Linked DNA regions of Homo sapiens: region 1 is linked to region 2. A link is a contact called in ENCODE Hi-C or POLR2A ChIA-PET data. All regions are on one chromosome and are shown on one strand. Each heading gives the region's core, a stretch centred on a gene start or an enhancer-like site at or near the end of the contact. The rest is flanking DNA. Distances are from core to core; before and after follow the strand shown.

Region 1 (3,218 bases), core at 412-2,911, 740 kb after region 2:
CCCAGGACAGAACCAGGGTCTCCCAGAACCAGGTCTCATTGAATGCATGGCCCTGCCCTTGAGCAAATGGTCCCCTCAGAGCACTGGGCAGAGGGAGACCCTGAACTTAGCAGCTTCCCCTGGGGAAGCCACATCCCCACACCCATTTCATCCCATCTGGGTCTTAAGGTGCTGCTCGCTTGCCTCACCACCTGGAGCTCCAGGGCCAGCCCCATTTCCTGCCGTGCCTTCCTTTCCAGTCACAGCCAAGTTGACAACTAACCACTGTACGACTTTTCACTGCAGAAGTACTCAAATCAGTAGAGATTCTCTTTGGGTCCTCGTGCCCTCATACTTGTGGGGGGGGTGGCGCATTCCCCACACTTAAGCCCAAGGTGGCTGCTCAGACCCAGTTTTCCCCAGATCCTTCCTCAGGGATCAGAAGAGCACACAGACTCAGGGATCTCCAGGGATGCCGAGATTCCTGGCTGTTTTTCCTCCAGCCTAACTAATGGTGTCCCCCACACATGTACACACACACACACACACACACACACACACACACACACACACACACACTTTAAGCTCGGTAGGTAGGACCCCTCCCTACCCATGCCTGGACCCTCCACCCATCCTAGCTTCCCACATTCATCTCACACTGGGGTCCCAGCCCTGTGCCCCTGGACCCACCTCTATGCCCCTCCTGCCTGCACAGCCCCACATGAACTCTGTGCACCCTTGAGCTGAGCCACCACCTACCTTTGGTGCCATAGAGATTGTTGAAATTCTTCTGGGTGGTCTCCTTGGTGAAGCGGCCAGGAGACGAGGGCTGGTATGATGTCCGGACCCCACCTGTGAAGCAGATGAAGGGGGCTGTCATTGCAGAAAATTGTCTCATCAGGACTCCTTGCCCCCAAAAAGTTGCCCAAGTGCCCATCACAGGACCTGGATTCCACCACTGAGAGAAGTCCTTTGGGTCTGACATAAGTCAATCAACTAATTTATCACCCAAATTGGCATGCTTTTGAGAGTAGAAGGACTCTGTTAGTAACCGTGCAGAGAGCATCAGCATAAACTTGGAGAGGCCATGGCAACCACGAGGGCAGAAGCAGTAGGCTCTCAGCCACGTGAGGGTGGGGCCTCCTGGAAGTGGCCTAATGAGCCAGAAACACCTCCCAGGGGCCCACCCAGGCTGCTGCTTCCCGGGAGATCAGAGCCTCACTTCACAAGTGCTTTCCTTCCCGCACACCTGGGCTCTCACAACAGCCTTGTGAGGAAGCAGTGGGGACTGATACCACCACCGATACCCAGCTGAAAACAATGAGCTCCCCATGTGTATTCTAGCCCTCTGTTACCTCTGTCCTTCCCCACCTGACCCTCAGATGACACCACACCCCCATTTCCGGCCCTGCCAGTCCTTCCTGTAAGCCTTTGTGCCTGTGTTCCCTGATGCCCTCTGCCCTTCGCAGTCATGCTCCCTCTACTGAGCACAGGTTCCTGGAAATTCACCCCTCCAGGGAAGGAGTCACAGCCACTGTCAATCCCACTGACCTCAAAGCTCCCAGACTCAGGACCCAGTCCCTTTAGGGGCCTTGTTTCTTTCATCTCCTTGGTGATTGCTTCCTGTTCTCCCCCCAACTCCACCCTGAGCCTGGGAGCTCCCAGAGGGCAGATTTCCTGTCCCTCCTGTCCTCGGCACAGGCTACCCACAGTGCTTGGGCAGGGATGCCGGGGGAACCTGTTTCTTCCATCACAGACATCATAGACTGACTCACAGTGCAGAGCTGGGAAGTCTCCCAGCATGTGAGCACAACCTCCCCTCTCTTCAGATACAGGTACTGAGGCCTGCCCAAGATGCCCCAGGCCCTAGGCCCTCGGGGTGGCATCATAGTGGGTGCTGCTGTTCCCTCCACCCCCTCCCACAACCTGCAGGAGGCTCACACTGGGCCCTCAGTCTCCTACAGAGCAGGAGAGACCCGCAGGAGCCTGTCAGGGCACTCGATGGCACCCCAGGGCCTGGTCCATGGATGGAAGGGAGAGACAGGAGGGACAGGGCCAGGGCGAGGCCAGGTAGGGGTTCTGAGGAGAGGGGTGCTGGGGCCGGCACTCCCAGAACTTGCCCAAAGGCACAGCACCCCAGGCAGGGAGGAGGCAGGCTGGCCGGCTGGGGCCTGGCCCACACCAGGAATGTCAGAGGAGGGAAAGCCCAACAACCAAGAAGCCCAGGGGTTGTTTTCAAACTGGGTGGGGCGGCACAGGTGCTTTTCTGTTGAGCTCATCTCTCCAAATCCCCCAAGCCTCTCCCATTGTGTGTGTGAGTGTGTGTGTGTGTGTGTGTGTGTGTGTGTGTGAAAGACGTGTGTGAATTACTGATTAGCTCCCGGAGGCTTCCCCCTCCCCAGCCCCTGTGCCTTACCCAGGCCTCCCTCCTCCCCCAGCCTCCCTCTCCCACATGCACAGGCACACACCCTCATGGTCCGAGGGCTGGCACACCCACCCTTATGTAACGGGTATTGCTGTGGTTTGTTGCTGGCGCCCAAGAATGTGAGAGGCCACCACAGGGCAAGGACAGGCAGGCACTGGTCTGTGCTAGGCCGGCACCTTGCAGGCTGGGACTGTCCAGGGCCTGAGAGGGAGGGCCAAGGGGGCCAGGGTGCAGAGCCAGGAAACTCAGAAGAGGAGGGACCACTCTCCCTGCCTAGGGGAGCAGAATGGTCCTGGGGTCGGCAGCCATCTCACAGGGCTCAGCCCCTACAAAACCTGAGCCAAAGCAAAACACAGCACCGGCCTGGCAGAAGGGAGCCCAGGAGACCTCCGGAAGGAAAGAGAAGCAGAGGTGTGGGCTGGAAGTGAGAAGGCAAGGAGGGCAAAGAGGTGCTGCCTGTGTGGCCCGGGAGGAATGCCTCTGAGGAGCTGGCACCAGGTAACTTCTCATTCGAACCAGGACACTTCTGAGAGCTAACACAGACCTGTTCATCATCACATCAGGACAACACGTAGATGCCAGGACTTTCCCAGGCAAACTGGACATGCCATCACCCCCACTCAGAAGGAACCTGGCTGAGAGTCACTGCACGGACTTTGGGGGCCCCTGGGCAGCAGGAGAGACACTAGGTCTGGGGTGAGGGGCTCCCTCTTACCTTTGGGTGTCAGGTACATGGAGTATCTCTTCATGGTGTCCGGTGCACTCCACTCACCCCCGAAGCTGTTCGTGTAGTTGTTCACATAGCGATGGTCAC
Region 2 (3,292 bases), core at 673-3,172:
TTACCAGGTGAACCTTCCTAGGGAGAAAAGGAGGGTTACTCCTGGGGAAGTGTTCCTTTCTCTTTTTTTTTTTTTTTTTTTGAGACGGAGTCTCCGTCGCCCAGGCTGCAGTGCAGTGGCGCGATCTTGGCTCACTGCAAGCTCCGCATCCTGGGTTCACGCCATTCTCCTGCCTCAGCCTCCCGAGTAGCTGGGACTACAGGCTCCCGCCAGCACGCCCGGCTAATTTTTTTGTAATTTTAGTAGAGATGGGGTTTCACCGTGTTAGCCAGGATGGTCTCGATTTCCTGACCTTGTGATCCGCCCGCCTTGGCCTCCCAAAGTGCTGGGATTACTGCACTTTGAGCCACTGCTCCCGGCCGGAAGTGTGCCTTTCTAATGCCAGAGAACAGTCCCTTGGTTTTCTGAACTGACCATGTCCCATAACTGGGAAGGGCAAACAAGGCTTGCCATCTTCCTAGACGTCCAGTCCACCAAGCAGAGAAAGGCCAAGCCCATCTGGGCTCCTTCCCCCTTTGCCTAGAAAAATACGGCAAGTGCAGCTTCCCCCAGGCCACCAGGAGAATGCTTGGCCCCTCTGGGGTGGTTCCACTCTACCTGTGGGAGGGCTCAGGATTCCAGGGCCACAGAGCCGGGCTGGGCAGGGTCACAAGAGGAAGGAACGGGGTTCTTAGCCTCTCTGGCCTTGGTGCACTTGTCTGCTCCCAGGACGTTTCTCGATGGCTCTCCCCGAGGACTGGGAGTACCCAGCCTGGTGCCTCCACCCTGTCTTAGCACAGGCTACTGACTCAGCCCAGGTCCTAATGATGCACTTCAGAGGACGCCCTCATTCCAGTCCTCATTCTGACTCCAGTCTGACATGCATCTACAGCATCAAAGGAGGGGGCCTGCCTCGACCTTAGCCCAATCAGCTCTCCTTTCCTCTGCTTTACGGGGGTCCATCTGGGGGATGTTCTCATGCCCATTCCAGGGGAGGTGAGCAGCCCCTACCACTACCTCCAGCTCAGTCCCATTCTAAAGGCAGCCAGGTCAGGAGGTAGGATGTTCACTCTTCAGGGAAGGGCTAGAATGGGTTGGCTAGGGCTTCCCTTGACTGTTGAGAAGTTGCTCTCTCCGGAGCACCGCGTGCCTGCTTCTGGTTTGGGACTGGTGAGAATTTCAAAGCTGCCTCTTTCTGGTTTGGGATTGGTGGAAAATCTCCCCTTCCGCTTAATTGTTGCCCAACCCCCGCCCCTAACCCCCTTTAGCAAACTGACCGGGGAGCTTTAAGAGCAGCGAGTGAGCTGCACGCACACGTGGGGAGGGGGTTTGTCAGTGTCGCTCAGGCCACATACCACCGATATACACGGGGCACAGCGAGGAGGACCCGCCAAAGCAGCATTTCCTTAGAATACACTGATCAGCACACAGTTGGCTCTTCCTGGCACCCTGGGCTGTCAGCAGGCAGCCCTCACACAACTGGCAGACACAGCTGGAGCGTCCCTGCACAGCCGGCTCTCTCCCTATATTTCTAGTGTCCACTCTGCCCAGAATGTCGTGGACACCTTACTTTCTGAGCTCCAAACCGGCACTGATCCCCGAATCCCCCCTCCCGGATCCCCGACAGGTGGCACGTACCTGCCTCTTCTTGGAGTATGGACGAGTCGAACCGGGCACAAGCATGGAGCTGCGGGTGAGTCCCGGCTGGCGCTGGCGCGGCGCAGTGAGCACCAGCTGACGAAGAGGGCTCCCCGGCCTCGGCTCCTGCCTGACTCTCTCCCACCTCCGCCGGGGGCCCAGAAGGGACCTCCCCGGGAAATCGGCGCCACCCAGCGGGCAGCCGCCTCATCGCGCCTGGGCCGGCAGAGCCACACCCCGCGTCTCGCGTCACTGAGTCGCGTCACGGCTATTGGCTTGTTCCTACTGTGGCGTCATTAGAGCCCGGCCTCCGGCTGGGGCCACCCAGGCAACCGATATACACAGAGAACCACGTGGAGGAAAAGCACGCGAGTTTGGAGCGGGTGGAGCAGGAACAGAGGTGGACTGGAATGTCACACGACGGGGCAGCTGGAAGGTATTGGGAAAGAAGAGGCGTCATGGGAGAAGGCTCGGAACTTGAGCCCTGGGGCGTATCAACTTTCAGTTTTTAGGGAAGGCTAAACGTCCCCCACTCCCCTTCTCACTGGGCTGGGGGAGGTCCTGTTCCTCAGCCTCTTCTCTTTTTCTCTGCTGTCAAAGACACTCTCCGCTCATTTTACTTTCATGGGACCAGTGATTAGTGATGAATGCCTGAGTGGGTAAACGGAGGCACTGAGTCAATGAAAGAATTCTCTTTGGTCTTTTCAAGAAAAAGCCGAGACAAAACTTGAATTTTTGCTGCTCCCATTCCTTTTATGTAACCTTCTCCCGACTCCCCCGATGTTGATGAGGAAAATCGCACAACCAGGTAGCTGGGTACCAAGGCGAATCCAGGTTTTCAACTTCAGCTGCTCCATCAACCCTTGCAGCTGCCGTTAACTCCTCCCATCTTCACCATAGATCTCTCTCTCCATCGCTACTCTCCTCAAGTCCTTCCTTCTCTTCTATTTCCCAGAGAAATCAGACGCAATCAAGAGGGGAATTCTTAAATTTCTACCTACAAACATGTCTGAATCCATTCTTATCAGGAGCAGTGAAAGAGGCACCCCTGTTCTTGTCCAAGGCACGATTCCCTTCTTGATTTCAACTCTTGTTTTGTTTTTGTTTTTGTTTTTTGTTTTTTTGAGACGGAGTGTCGTCGCTCTTGTTGCCAAGGCTGGAGTGCAATGGCGCGATCTCAGCTCACTGCAACCTCCAGGTTCAAGCAATTCTGCCTCAGCCTCCCAAGTAGCTGGGATTACAGGCGTGCGCCACCACGCCAGGCCGATTTTTTTTTTATAGAGTCTTGCTCTGTTGTCCAGGCTGGAGTGCAATGGCATAATCTCGGCTCACTGCAACCTCCTCCTCCCGGGTTCAAGTGATTCTTGTGCCTCAGCCTCCCCCGAGTAGCTGGGATTACAGGAGCCCACCACCACGCCTGGCTAATTTTTGAATTTTTAGTAGAGACAGGGTTTCACCGTGTTGGTCAGGCTGGTCTTGAACTCCTGACCTCAGGTGATCCACCAGCCTCAGACCCCCAAAGTGCTGGGATTACAGGTGTGAGCCACTGCACCCGGCCCCAGCTAATTTTTTGTATTTAGTAGAGATGGGGTTTCACCATGTTATATTTCCTTAGGGCCCTCATTCCATCACTTCATTTTACAGATGGATATTGGACATGCCAGTCACTCTTCTA

Evidence for each region. Hi-C counts contacts between places; a loop is a spot of excess contacts on that map. ChIA-PET counts read pairs that join two places held with the same protein, here RNA polymerase II (POLR2A).
Region 1: a map of mammary epithelial cell shows a loop between it and region 2 (3-fold over the local background). The contact joins the enhancer-like site here to the promoter of USP2-AS1 in region 2. A Hi-C loop is called at or near these places in 1 of 168 maps with a recorded cell type or tissue (mammary epithelial cell). POLR2A ChIA-PET finds 5 or more read pairs at or near these places in 1 of 52 experiments (MCF 10A).

What each region holds. Positions count from the first base shown.
Region 1 is chr11:120,119,835-120,123,052 of GRCh38, forward strand. TRIM29 (tripartite motif containing 29) reads right to left here. Exons shown (of 9, transcript NM_012101.4): 5 at 3,120-3,218; 6 at 739-831. Among named protein-coding and RNA genes, the nearest start is that of TRIM29, 17 kb to the right of the region's middle. Within about 2 kb of position 1,662, at least 6 of the 41 ENCODE cell types and tissues checked have a DNase peak (open chromatin) inside an H3K27ac peak, as active enhancers do; they include mammary epithelial cell, where a contact is called at or near this core.
Region 2 is chr11:119,379,856-119,383,147 of GRCh38, forward strand. USP2-AS1 (USP2 antisense RNA 1) reads left to right here and starts at 1,923. Exons shown (of 4, transcript NR_034160.1): 1 at 1,923-2,053. It overlaps USP2 (ubiquitin specific peptidase 2), which reads right to left and starts at 1,835. Exons shown (of 13, transcript NM_004205.5): 1 at 1,618-1,835. RefSeq lists an enhancer at 913-1,902.